4 separate regions of the Homo sapiens genome follow, and regions 1, 3 and 4 are each linked to region 2. Evidence: chromatin contacts called from ENCODE Hi-C or POLR2A ChIA-PET data. All regions are on one chromosome and are shown on one strand. The core of a region is the stretch at or near the end of the contact, and the rest is flanking DNA. Distances in the headings are between cores, read along the strand shown. Region 1 holds the start of DYRK2 (dual specificity tyrosine phosphorylation regulated kinase 2). Region 2 holds the start of MDM2 (MDM2 proto-oncogene). Region 3 overlaps LOC105369812 (a long non-coding RNA gene). Region 4 has its middle 30 kb from the start of LINC02421.

What was found. A loop is a pair of places that touch in the nucleus more often than their neighbours do. ChIA-PET counts read pairs that join two places held with the same protein, here RNA polymerase II (POLR2A). Pooled maps may share reads with other maps.
Region 1: a loop to region 2 is called in a map of B cell, with 9 times the contacts of the local background. The contact joins the promoter of DYRK2 here to the promoter of MDM2 in region 2. A Hi-C loop is called at or near these places in 2 of 168 maps with a recorded cell type or tissue (B cell and CD8-positive, alpha-beta T cell), 2 of 37 single-sample maps with no recorded cell type and 13 of 50 pooled maps.
Region 3: a loop to region 2 is called in a map with no recorded cell type, with 9 times the contacts of the local background. The contact joins the enhancer-like site here to the promoter of MDM2 in region 2. A Hi-C loop is called at or near these places in 2 of 37 single-sample maps with no recorded cell type and 3 of 50 pooled maps. POLR2A ChIA-PET finds 5 or more read pairs at or near these places in 1 of 52 experiments (activated T-cell).
Region 4: a map with no recorded cell type shows a loop between it and region 2 (25-fold over the local background). The contact joins the enhancer-like site here to the promoter of MDM2 in region 2. A Hi-C loop is called at or near these places in 3 of 37 single-sample maps with no recorded cell type and 6 of 50 pooled maps. POLR2A ChIA-PET finds 5 or more read pairs at or near these places in 1 of 52 experiments (CD4-positive, alpha-beta T cell).

What each region holds. Positions count from the first base shown.
Region 1 is chr12:67,647,471-67,650,486 of GRCh38, forward strand. DYRK2 (dual specificity tyrosine phosphorylation regulated kinase 2) reads left to right here and starts at 1,275. Exons shown (of 3, transcript NM_006482.3): 1 at 1,275-1,712; 2 at 2,327-2,475. The coding sequence starts at 1,664. RefSeq lists silencers at 938-1,047, 1,148-1,447, 1,458-2,117, 2,278-2,667.
Region 2 is chr12:68,806,793-68,809,804 of GRCh38, forward strand. It overlaps MDM2 (MDM2 proto-oncogene), which reads left to right and starts at 1,385. Exons shown (of 11, transcript NM_002392.6): 1 at 1,385-1,699; 2 at 2,416-2,500. The coding sequence starts at 1,686. RefSeq lists a silencer at 1,083-1,472 and enhancers at 1,674-2,873, 1,973-2,362.
Region 3 is chr12:67,448,054-67,451,047 of GRCh38, forward strand. The region is part of intron 3 of LOC105369812 (a long non-coding RNA gene); the gene reads left to right. Among named protein-coding and RNA genes, the nearest start is that of LINC02420, 7.0 kb to the left of the region's middle. RefSeq lists a silencer at 323-507. Within about 2 kb of position 1,623, at least 4 of the 41 ENCODE cell types and tissues checked have a DNase peak (open chromatin) inside an H3K27ac peak, as active enhancers do.
Region 4 is chr12:67,697,567-67,700,466 of GRCh38, forward strand. No RefSeq gene overlaps it. Among named protein-coding and RNA genes, the nearest start is that of LINC02421, 30 kb to the right of the region's middle. Within about 2 kb of position 1,330, at least 7 of the 41 ENCODE cell types and tissues checked have a DNase peak (open chromatin) inside an H3K27ac peak, as active enhancers do; they include CD4-positive, alpha-beta T cell, where a contact is called at or near this core.

The DNA of each region.
Region 1 (3,016 bases), core at 25-2,524, 1.2 Mb before region 2:
CCCTTCCGACTGGAGTCTGCACTAGTTCGGGCCTGCACAGTAGGTCCAGCCAGGAGCCAGAGATACTCGGGCGGGGCAGAGCATAATGGACCCCTGGCCCCAAGAGAACTTCAGAAACTAGGCACCTCTCGAGAAGGAAGTGCATGGCATAACTCTGCCCCGTCATCCGGGATTTGTCGGGCTTTCCCACCCCACCTCCTCTCACAGTTGAAGTGGCAAAACCTGTGACCTTTGAACAGAGGCGCACTGTGTGCCACGCACGACGAGGCGCGGATGTGAGACGGGAAAGCAATTTTTTTTTGGTCTTCAAGGAAAAGAGAGGTTGTATATGGCGAATAAAAAAGGCAGGGAAATTCTCCACGTGTCTTGGAAGGGAAGGGGGAAAGAGATGTGTCGGGTGGGGTGAGAGGAATTCGAGGTGTCGCTCCCTCACCGCAGAGCTGAAAGGAAGGTGTGTCTCTCCCAGTGGCCGCGCAGGGGAAAGGCTCGGAGTTGTAAGGAAATAGGAGATGTCTCTGATGTTTATTTTTGCCTAGCAACCCACAGCCAACTGCTTCCCCAGCTGCCGTCCACACGCGCCTCTCTGCCTCCCCTTGTCCTAGCGACTGGCGAGCGGTCACTTGGTGTCAGTAAACCGGGGAGGGTGTGTGGTGGAGGTGGGAGGGCAGCCCCCTCTTTCGCCCCTGCTCAGGGTCAACGAGCTCAGCGGCCGCCCCTCCCGGGACTTGCCTCTCCGAGGTGACCCTCGCACAACTAAGTTATCTACATGATGAATTGGGGAGAGGGGAGTGGCTAAGTCGCTGGGACCAAGAATGGGGGGACGGGGAAGCAGTACTGTCTGTGAGCAGCCATTCAGTTCGAAGAGCTGAAAATGCATTTATGTTTAGGGGTGCGCATGGCAGGGGAGGGGTCTCTGCGGCGCTTTCGGCCGGAGGGCAGCAGCGGTAGGTTGAGCTGTAGGGCAGAGAAGGGGCGCCGCGGGGCCGGGGAGGGGAAAAGGTCGCCGGAGTGGAGCCGAGGGAAGCAGTGCAGATGGCCGGAGGGGGCGGAGGAGGGCGAGCGGAGGCCGCCGAGTTTTCCGGGGAGCGGAGGGGCGGCTGCGCGCAAACCGGGGGACTGAGAGGAGCCGGGCGGGAGGTTGGGTGGGGGTGGGGTGTGCGTGGCCGCGGCCGGGGGAGCCGGGGGCGGGGCCTGCGGCGGCGGAGGAGGGCGGCGGAGGGCGGCGGGGGCGGGGCCGCGCGCCGGCGCCTGTGTGTGAGTGCGCGGGGGCGCGCGCGCGCGGGCCCGGGAGAGGCTCCCGAGCCAGGCGGTCTTCGGTCCTCGCAGCGCTTCCAGCTCCCCGCGCCCCTATGTGAGGGAGACGGGGAGGCCCGCGGCGCGCAGGGGAGGGCGAGGCATGTGCACGGGCCGGAGGGTGCTGCAGCCGCCCGAGGAAGAGGAGGACGGCGGCGAGGAGGAGAGCGGGGGGCTCGCGGCGGCGGGCCCCGGCCGAGGGGATGCAGTGGACTGTGTGTGTCTGGCTGTAGCAGACGCGAGGCGGCGACGAGGCGCCGGGGACCCGCGCGAGGGGCGGCCGGGAGGCGGCGGCGGCGGCCGCCAGAAGTAGCAGCAGGACCGGCGGCGGCGACGGCAGCCCTGAAATGCATTTTCCTCTCCAGCGGCCATGTTAACCAGGAAACCTTCGGCCGCCGCTCCCGCCGCCTACCCGACCGGTAAGGAGGCCGTGCCGCCGCGCCGCATCCCCGGACCCCCGCCGGCCCTGGGCAGCCCCTGTGGCGCGGGCGGCCGCTGCCTGCGGGACCTCGAACAAAGTCGGCGGCGCGGCGCGGGGGAGCCCCCGGGCGGACGACGCGCCCCGGGCTCCATGCAGGGTTGTGCGCGGCCCCGAAGGCCCCTCCGCGGGGAGCCCTCGGCCCGAAGAGGCTTCTGCCTGCCGGGGGCCCGGGCGGGGACCGTCCAGGCCTGCCGCCCCGCCCTGCGCTGCCCGGGGCTTGGCGTGGCCGTGGCTCCCTGCTCAGCTGTCCAAACCCACCTCCCGGCTGCTGGCCGTCTGCAACGTGGGCCGCCTAGCCCCGGCGCGGCCCGGCTCCCCCGCCGGGTCGCGAACTCGCGCGCCAGGGCCCCACTTAACTTTGCAGCTGCCCGCGCCCCGCCCGTGGGTGTGCGCTGGGGAGCCGTGACCCGAACGCCCGTTTTTACTGCCCCGGTCTCTTCCTCCGTCTTTCTTTGGAAGAGGGTTGTCGCTGCCCAGCGGGGTTGGAGGGGGGGTCTGGGTGACTTTCTCCCCCCTGACCCTCTTTTGTCTCCTCCCGCACGTGGCTTCCAGGCCGAGGTGGGGACAGCGCCGTTCGTCAGCTTCAGGCTTCCCCGGGGCTCGGTGCAGGGGCCACCCGGAGCGGAGTGGGGACTGGCCCGCCCTCCCCCATCGCCCTGCCGCCTCTCCGGGCCAGCAACGCTGCCGCCGCAGCCCACACGGTGAGACCCAGCCCGCGGGCGGCCCGGGCGGTGGGGGCGGGAGGGGCCCCAGGCCGAAGCACCCGGACTTGGAGGGGTCTGACGCCGGGAGAAGAGGGGTCGAGATACAAGCAGCCCCACGCCTCGGGCCGATGGTCTCTCGTCGACGCCGCCCTGGTTAAGTTGGGCGAGCCCAAAGCTGCAGCCACAAAGGAAGATTCGTGGCGTGGGCCCCTTACTTCCCCTCCAGAGCTCGCCCACCCATGACCTCCTCTTCCTAGGAACTTCCTCCTTGCTGCTTTCCTTCTTTCCTCATTTTTCGTCCTTGCATCCCAGAGTTCCCTTCCCTGACCCGGTAAACATCTCTGTCCTTCCCCCACCTCCCCGTGGGTAGTGGGTATTTATAGAAACAGATACGTGTTAGGGGACAGCCAGACCGGCCTGCCCGGAAAATCGATCCCCCAAAGAGCCTCCCAGGCCTGGCTCCAGCCAGCAGGGAGCATCGCCAATTGTCCCCCGCGTGTGTAAGCATGTTTTATGAGTGCTACAGGTTTGAGCACAG
Region 2 (3,012 bases), core at 135-2,634:
CACTGCTTGAGATTTTCTTTCATCCAGGGTCAAGCACTGAGTCTATTAGAAACCCCACTGTATATGATCTGATGAAGATGAGATTATCTTTTTAAAAGCCACATATTAAATCTCTTAAGTTAATAATATTGGCAATCAACTTAAATCAACTGAGTGACCACTATGTTTAAGGAAGTTTCCTTTCTGGTAGGCTGGGAAGCGGGAGAAGGGAAGGATATAACTTTATAAAAAAAAAAAAGCTGCAGAAGGGAAGGATATAACTTTATAAAAAAAGGTCCTTGTTCACAAGGAGCTAATCACTTACTGGCCAGAGAAGAAACGTGTTCCTTCTTTGCAATGGCTGTGTTTTTGGGTTTAGCTAACTCAATTCTTTATGTCCTCAATTTATGAGACCGCATCAAAAACGTTTTTGCCACATCTCTGTGGGAAAGTAGGTGAGTCAGAATGAGTGCATAATATATAAGTATATATTTTAATGATAATGAATGTGTAGATTAACAAACCCAAACTTTGTTTTTGTTTTTTTGAGAGTCTTGCCCTGTCGCCCAGGCTGGAGTGCAATGGCATGATCTTGGCTCACTGCAGCCTCTGCCTCCCGGGTTCACAGGATTGTCCTGCCTCAGCCTCCGGAGTAGAGTAGCTGGGATTACAGGTGACCGCCACCACGCCCGACTAATTTTTGTAGTTTTTAGTAGAGACGGCGTTTCCCATGTTGGCCAGGTTGGTCTTGAACTCCTGACCTCAAGTGATCCACCCGCCTCGGCCTACCCAAAGTGATGGGATTACAAGCGTGAGCCACCGCGCCCAGCCAAACCCAAACATTCTAAAAGCGCAGAGTAACCGCTCCCCTCCCCGCCAACGGTAACCAGCATCTTCGTTCTCCAACCAGAACAGCTGTATGCACCGGTGTATAAGCCTGCCTTAAGTGCTATTTTTAATCTTTTTTAAAAACAGGCCTTAAAATAACTCATTTGGGTACAACTCCAGCGGCTGGTGGAGTGGGCTTAATATATTAAACAGCTGTTAATTTTGGTTTCTTTTTGGTAACAGCGACACGGAGATCCGCATTTGTCGCAGTTTCCACCGCGGGCGGGAAGTGTAAACACAAGAAATACAAACATAGCGCAACGGCTAAAGGAGTGTCACAGCGCCAAACCTTGCTGGCTCCGCGCCAGGCCGAGCCCCACCCTCTCAGCTCGCGGCCAACACCCCCACCCCGCCTCACAGCCCGCCGCGCCCGCGGGGCGACACCCCCCACTCCATCATCCCGGAGGTGGTGCGGCCGAGCCCCGGACCCAATTGGCGGAAGCGGGGCCGGTTGTGTGCGCGCGCACAAATGCCCGGATGCGCCGCGACGACCCGCGCGCTCCCCTCGGGCGGTAGGGGGCGCGCACCGAGGCACCGCGGCGAGCTTGGCTGCTTCTGGGGCCTGTGTGGCCCTGTGTGTCGGAAAGATGGAGCAAGAAGCCGAGCCCGAGGGGCGGCCGCGACCCCTCTGACCGAGATCCTGCTGCTTTCGCAGCCAGGAGCACCGTCCCTCCCCGGATTAGTGCGTACGAGCGCCCAGTGCCCTGGCCCGGAGAGTGGAATGATCCCCGAGGCCCAGGGCGTCGTGCTTCCGCGCGCCCCGTGAAGGAAACTGGGGAGTCTTGAGGGACCCCCGACTCCAAGCGCGAAAACCCCGGATGGTGAGGAGCAGGTACTGGCCCGGCAGCGAGCGGTCACTTTTGGGTCTGGGCTCTGACGGTGTCCCCTCTATCGCTGGTTCCCAGCCTCTGCCCGTTCGCAGCCTTTGTGCGGTTCGTGGCTGGGGGCTCGGGGCGCGGGGCGCGGGGCATGGGGCACGTGGCTTTGCGGAGGTTTTGTTGGACTGGGGCTAGGCAGTCGCCGCCAGGGAGGAGGGCGGGATTTCGGACGGCTCTCGCGGCGGTGGGGGTGGGGGTGGTTCGGAGGTCTCCGCGGGAGTTCAGGGTAAAGGTCACGGGGGCCGGGGGCTGCGGGGCCGCTTCGGCGCGGGAGGTCCGGATGATCGCAGGTGCCTGTCGGGTCACTAGTGTGAACGCTGCGCGTAGTCTGGGCGGGATTGGGCCGGTTCAGTGGGCAGGTTGACTCAGCTTTTCCTCTTGAGCTGGTCAAGTTCAGACACGTTCCGAAACTGCAGTAAAAGGAGTTAAGTCCTGACTTGTCTCCAGCTGGGGCTATTTAAACCATGCATTTTCCCAGCTGTGTTCAGTGGCGATTGGAGGGTAGACCTGTGGGCACGGACGCACGCCACTTTTTCTCTGCTGATCCAGGTAAGCACCGACTTGCTTGTAGCTTTAGTTTTAACTGTTGTTTATGTTCTTTATATATGATGTATTTTCCACAGATGTTTCATGATTTCCAGTTTTCATCGTGTCTTTTTTTTCCTTGTAGGCAAATGTGCAATACCAACATGTCTGTACCTACTGATGGTGCTGTAACCACCTCACAGATTCCAGCTTCGGAACAAGAGACCCTGGTTAGTATTTTTGTCTCGTGTAACTTTTAAGAATAATTTATTTTATGAAGTGATAAACTAAATTTCGTATACCTCAATTGTAGCATGGCTCTGTAAATAAAATTGTATGTGCATAGCTTAAAGTGTGCTACCTCTGGCGTAACTGCGTGGAGTTAAAAACTGTTAAGAACTGGTCAGTATTTTTTTAGCCATTTGCCACATTTGCTTTAAAAATTAGTTCCATTACATTGTTAAGCGTGGTTGAAGTTACGTTTGTTACGTGACTGATTTTTTTTTCCTTTTTGACCTCCCAGTATTTAATTTTTAAAAATGGTTTCTAAAAGTCAAAAAAGTTATTCGTGCTTGTTTTAAAGATTTTTGTCATTAGAGAAATTTTAAAGTAAAACCTGAAAATTCCAGGCTTTTTGCTCCATGTTTCCTTTTAGATTTTTTGTGTGCGTACCCACATATATTTACATTTGAATTTAAATCTATGTTATTGTCCTGTTTGTTGTACTAACAAGATGAAACTG
Region 3 (2,994 bases), core at 373-2,872, 1.4 Mb before region 2:
ATTCACATACTATGTTCCATCCCAAGCCTTATGAGGTCTTCAAAACCATACCACAGTATTCTTGGGGGAAAGTGTCTTCATAGAGAATATTTCAGCACTCATTTTAATAATACATCCTTAAGCTGTTCTAATTTGTGCCCATCTCAATGCCAAATTCAAATTTACTTGAAAAAAACAAAAACAAAAACCACTAGTCTAGTTCAACCTCAGAGGTCCTAGGTTTCTTTCCTTGACCACCTCCTATGCTGAGCTTCCATCTTGTCCCTCCTGGCTGGAGCAGTTAGGTTTACCGGAGCCACATAAGTGAGAGCTACCATTGGCCTTACCTTGGAAAGCCCAAGCTTTCTGGCATAAAGGAACTCAGATCCCTTAGGACCCTGGGAATCTCACATGCCTCTGACTCCTTCAAGAGGTGCAGCATCTGTATAACCGAAACGACCACCCTCTACTTCCCTGTCATGTCTTGCTTGGCTCTGGAGAGCACAGAGGGGAGGCTTCTGTGGATCACCCCTCCACCTTGTATACACACCTCCTAGAATTGGTGTCTCACTGCCTAATTATGTGCCAATGGCTCTGATCTGTAAACAGGATATTGATATTAGATCTCACATAGTTTAAGCTTCTGCCAGTAGAATTTAGCTACCTTCCCGATATCTTCCTGCTATGTCAGAAAGCACAGCTCCTAAGCCCTCAGTACGGTAGTCCATGGTTTAAACTGAGGGAAAGGACTTGATCAGCTGATACTAGTGCAAGAACCTGGCTGAAAGAGATCATGAAGGCCCTGAGCATCTGCTTACAGGCCTTCCCTTTTCAGTTTTCAAAATGTTCAAAAGGGTGGAGGGCCCTGGCTTCTCTCTTATCCATGGAATGCCTTTTCTGGTGCCTTTTCTTACTGTCTCTGGCCTGACATGCTTGGGTCAGGTCAGAGAAGGGCTTTGCCTTAATGGCATGTTTATCTTCAAATCTCTCTTAGTATCCACTAAGCCTATAGGTCTTTGATTCTCTAAGGTTCATGGGAAACAGCTAAGGAGTGCTAGGGAAGATCTACTCAGGATCTGCTCTTACCCCATTATGATGCTAGCCATCTAGCAGAACTTGCACAGTATTTAAAAATGAACAATGTCAACTCTGCTTCTTCCAGGCAGTTCTGAACTGGGGATGAACGTTCACATGCCTCAAAGGTCTTATATAATTTGGTTTCTAAAGAAATTAGCACTCCAGGTATTTGATATCATGATCATCCTTTTTACCAATTACTCGATAGTGTCTGGAGCCCCCAAGATCCCTTGTGACCTTTGTCTAAAACTGAGAAAACCCACTGAGTGAGCAGCAAAACTGTCTTCTCCTTTTACCTCTTAGCATCTGAATCTGATACTTATCACTCTTTAAAACCTAAACCAAAATCCATTGTCTCTGGTAAGCAGTGTTGGGCATTCTGAATCTAGAATTTGGGTTCGAGTTTCCTTTGGTGTCTATTTAAAAAAAACAATTGTTCATGCAAGTCTAAATGTTATCTGAATTTTTATTCTTCACAGTGCATGTGCTGTGGGGCTCAGAGATACTAAGTGTGATGTTTTAAACGGTTACTCTTAGAAAGAGTGACTCATCTCAACTTTCCCTAAGTGGTCATGTATTTTGCATATCTATTCTAGAATGCTCTAGGCCCATGGGCAATGCACATTGCACTCACAGAGGGCATACACTTGGCATCTGCCTTAGAATACTCTCCTTAGCCACATCTTTATCTGCTTGACTACAAAACTGAAACTTTCCGTGCTGTTGGGGATCTGTTTTAGACACTCTCGAGTTAAAATGAACGAGCCAGTGCTTGAATATTTCCTCTTCCTGTTTGTGTAGCCTTCTGCACATAGGTAGCGATGGTAACTGCCCAAGTGTGTTGCCATTACATCTGGACTTGCAGATGCAGAGCAGGCCCTATGGATCCAGCTCCCTCTCACAGATACCCTGGGTTTGATGTGCTCTTCTCTCATCGGACTCCCATACCCACCCCCAGTTTTTCCCTGACTCTCATTCACATCTGTAGGAGTGGGCGGGAGGCTTTAGCACTTAGGCCACAGAATCTGAAGCCAGGATGAGGGCACAGGTGCTGGCTCTCAAGTGTCCTTAAAGACTCCCTAACCAGCACCACTGAGCTCTAAGTATCTCCTTTCCTTGTGGCTTCTTCCATCCTGGCCTTTCTAGATCCTGTGGGTTGAGGTCTGAAGTTTTTGTCCAGCATGATCTACTTCCTGGAAGGCTGAAGACCACACAGATCCTGGGCTGATTCAGCTTCCCAACCTTCTCCAAGTGGCTTCTACCACTGGGATACCAAAAAGGGGTTGTCCACTGAGTTTTGGTTGTCAACCAAATTCAACCACCAATTTTGCCTATTCCCTTCCCTTCCATAGCCATAGGATGTTACCAGATGGTGATATAGTTTGCATGCTTGTCCCTGCCAAAATCTCATGTTGAATTGTATCCCCAGTGCTGGAGGTGGGGCCTGGCGGGGGGTGTTTGGGTCATGGGGGTGGATCCTTCATGGCATGGTGCTATCTTTACCATAGTGAGTGAGTTCTCACGAGATCTGATTGTTTAGAAATATGTGGTACTTCCCCTCCCCGCACCCTCTCTCTCTCTTGCTCTTGCTTTTGCCACATGATGTGCCTGGTCCCCCTTCACCATCCATCATGATTGTAAGTTGCCTGAAACCTCTTAGAAGCTGAGCAGAGGCCAGCACCATGCTTCCTGTAAAGCCTGCAGAATCGTGAGCCAATTAAACCTCTTTTTTTTTTTTTTTTTAAATAAATCACCCAGTCTCAGGTATTTCTTTATAGCAATGCAAGAATGGCCTAACACAGATAGTCGTCTTTTTCCTTCTTTAGGTACCACCTCTCCCCGACCCCCTAACCTCTCCAATGCTAGCAAGTGTGATTCTTAAAGCTTAATTGGCACCATGGGCATGGTATAATCCATGCCTATAGGTCTGGTGCAGGA
Region 4 (2,900 bases), core at 80-2,579, 1.1 Mb before region 2:
CTCAGGGCAGCCTTTGTGTTGTGGTTGCAAACATACCTATCTTCTAGATCAGAGGTCAGGAAACTACATCTCTGTGTCACAAACACGACTGCCGTGTGTTTTTGTAAATAAAGTTTAGGATAACCACAGTCATTCATTGCATATTGTCCACTGTCTACTGTCTACATATATTGTGTACTGTCTCTGGGTGCCTTCCCTGCTATGGCAGAGTTGAGTAGTTGAGATAGAGACAGCATAGCCCACAAAGCTTAAGATATTTGCTCTCTAGCCCTTGACAAAGAAGTTTGCCAACTCCTAATCTAGTAGAGGCAAATTTCTGTTATAAAGTCTGTACTTATGTTTACTCATGAATGCATCCATTCTTTTAGAATAACATGGATCATAGTGTACATAATAAACTGTTCCAAAATGGCAATATGGTTTAGTGACCATATATTATTGTCACCATTTCCCTTATTATGTTAACTTCTATTAGATGAAAATGCTATTCTGTAAAACAGAATTATGAAACAGTATACACAGCACAGTGTGAGAGTCAATGGCAAGACATTGCACACAATGAAACCCAGTGAAATGTGAAGAGGCTAACCGGGAAGTCTCCGTAAGTGCATATATTTCACAGCTGTGGTGCTAAGAGACAGATTGCTTGGAATGCCATGAGTAGACAAAGCCAAACAAAAATGAGAGCATGAGGAAATTTTTCTGGTGAAAACAATTTTTCCTTACAAATTTGAAATATTTTCCCTTTTATGTTATATTCTTTTTTTCCCCTTTTGAAGTAACATGGCTTCATCCTCTGCCAAATGTATTCCTTCCCACCCCTACCCCACTTTTGGTTTCTTCAATAAATAAAAATTGATTCCTTCACCTCGTTCACATGGACAGTTTCACAAGCTTATAGTGCATGTTGAAAGAAGTGTTGGATTGATTTTTTTTCAGTAGATGAAAACAGTAAAATTGTTAAACTGCATTAAAAAATTTTCCATATAATTGAAGGTGAAGGCATCAATAAGCAAAGCACTTTTAAGGCAATACTAAGGTTCTCAGCCTTTGGACTGTATTGCTTTTCTTCTCCCCATCACGGGGAATGAGATCCATTCTTGGCTGTTTAGTATTCTGTAATGAAAGGAAAAGTCACTCCCACATTTTTTGGGGTAGAGAAGGGGTTGTTAGTCAGCAGGACTATCAAACAACAGTAGTCATTGCTGTTGCCTGGGCTTTTGAGGGGACCAAAGGAGACCAAACCGAAAGGTTCTGTAAAGTCTGTCTAAGTGAAAGATGTTGCTGTTATCATCTGATTTAGTCATCGAAACCTCCTAAGAACCTCTACAGAGGTTTGAGATGGGGAAGGAAGGAAGTGAAAGTAAAATCAAGCATTTCTGTGACTATTTAAAGCCACCCTAGCAATAAGCCTTGCATGGTAAAGAGTTGAAATTGAATGAGGCTTTCAGTTTTCTGTGGGTTTCACTGATTCACATTAGCCCAAGGGCTTTTTGTGTCTCCCCATGTAGCAGTAGTTACACCCCTGGTTGGCATGAGATAAAATCCTGCCGTGCACACAGAAACCAACTTCTTAGGCATTAGTCAGGGTCTCTCTGAAGTAGAAGTGCCTGAGCCACTTCCGTTTTTTTATTTTTAATACTCATGATGTGTTAGAAAGTGAAGAAATGCCAAGACAGACTTACAAACACTGTGGTATACTTTTTAATGTTTATGTTTAAGAAATTAGTAGTCTTAACACATGCATTTAAGTAAGTGCAATGTAATTATTTTGCTTTTCAAAAGATTTCAACATAAAGAAGCATTTCTACAGGGTATACTATAGGCAGTGGGACCCAAGTTTAAGGTTGTGTGAGGGACAACTCCCTCCAGTCAGACGAGTGAAAGTTACTGCACATATAATCTCACTTGGGGATGATGTCAAATGTCCATGTCTGCGACCCTGTCTAAACTAGGAGGCTGGGCTAAAAGGCTCCCTTGCCCTCCTTCTCCCAGCTCCCCCCACCCACTGCCACCACTGAGACCAGATCGTAAGTACACAATTATGCCTGTGTGGGGAAGTGGGGAGGAGAAACACAAGGTATGATGGAGAGGTCCATTATGTACTCTTACACAAATATTTTTCAAGTGCATACTATGTGCAGAGGTAAGAAGATAGTACCATAGTTAAACTCATACTTAGGGTTTAAATCCTGGCAGTGTTATTCCCTACTTGAGTTATAAAACTTCTCTAAGCCTTAATTTTCTCATCAGTTAGCTCATTTGTGAGGTGCTTCATTAGTTGTTATGAGGATTAAATGACTTACCCACATAAAGTTATCTGAACAGCACCACCTTGCACTGTGAGCAAGCAGTATAAAAGTTCTTGACCTCAGGGAGCTTAATTTCCATCTCCCTCACTGCATTTTGCTCTCAGCTCTCCTGTCTGCAAGCTGGTCTACCTGAAACAACTGCCTTGCAATATCAAAAGATATCTGATAAAACGGGTAAATATAGCTCCACTGATGAGGACAAAAAAAAATCAGCTGTATTAAGGAAATTCTCTTAAAAAGTCATTAATCTTCCATTCAACAAGCAACAATGTGTGTTAGACACTGTTCGGGGAATGCTGATATTGTAGTGAACAAACCAGGTGTGGTTCTGTACTCATGGGTGGGAAAGATATTGGATACATACATTGTTCTGCACAATGTAAACATTTTGTTGCAGTATGAAGTGCATACAGAAAGTGCACAAATAAGTGCACAGCTCAACTCATTTTCATGAAACGAATGCACACATATAATTAGTACCCAGTCCAATAATCGGAATCTTACCAGAACCCCAGATGCCTTCTTGTGCCTCCTTCCACTCACAGTCACTTCCAAGGGTAAATATTATACTCATTTCTGTTAGGTTGG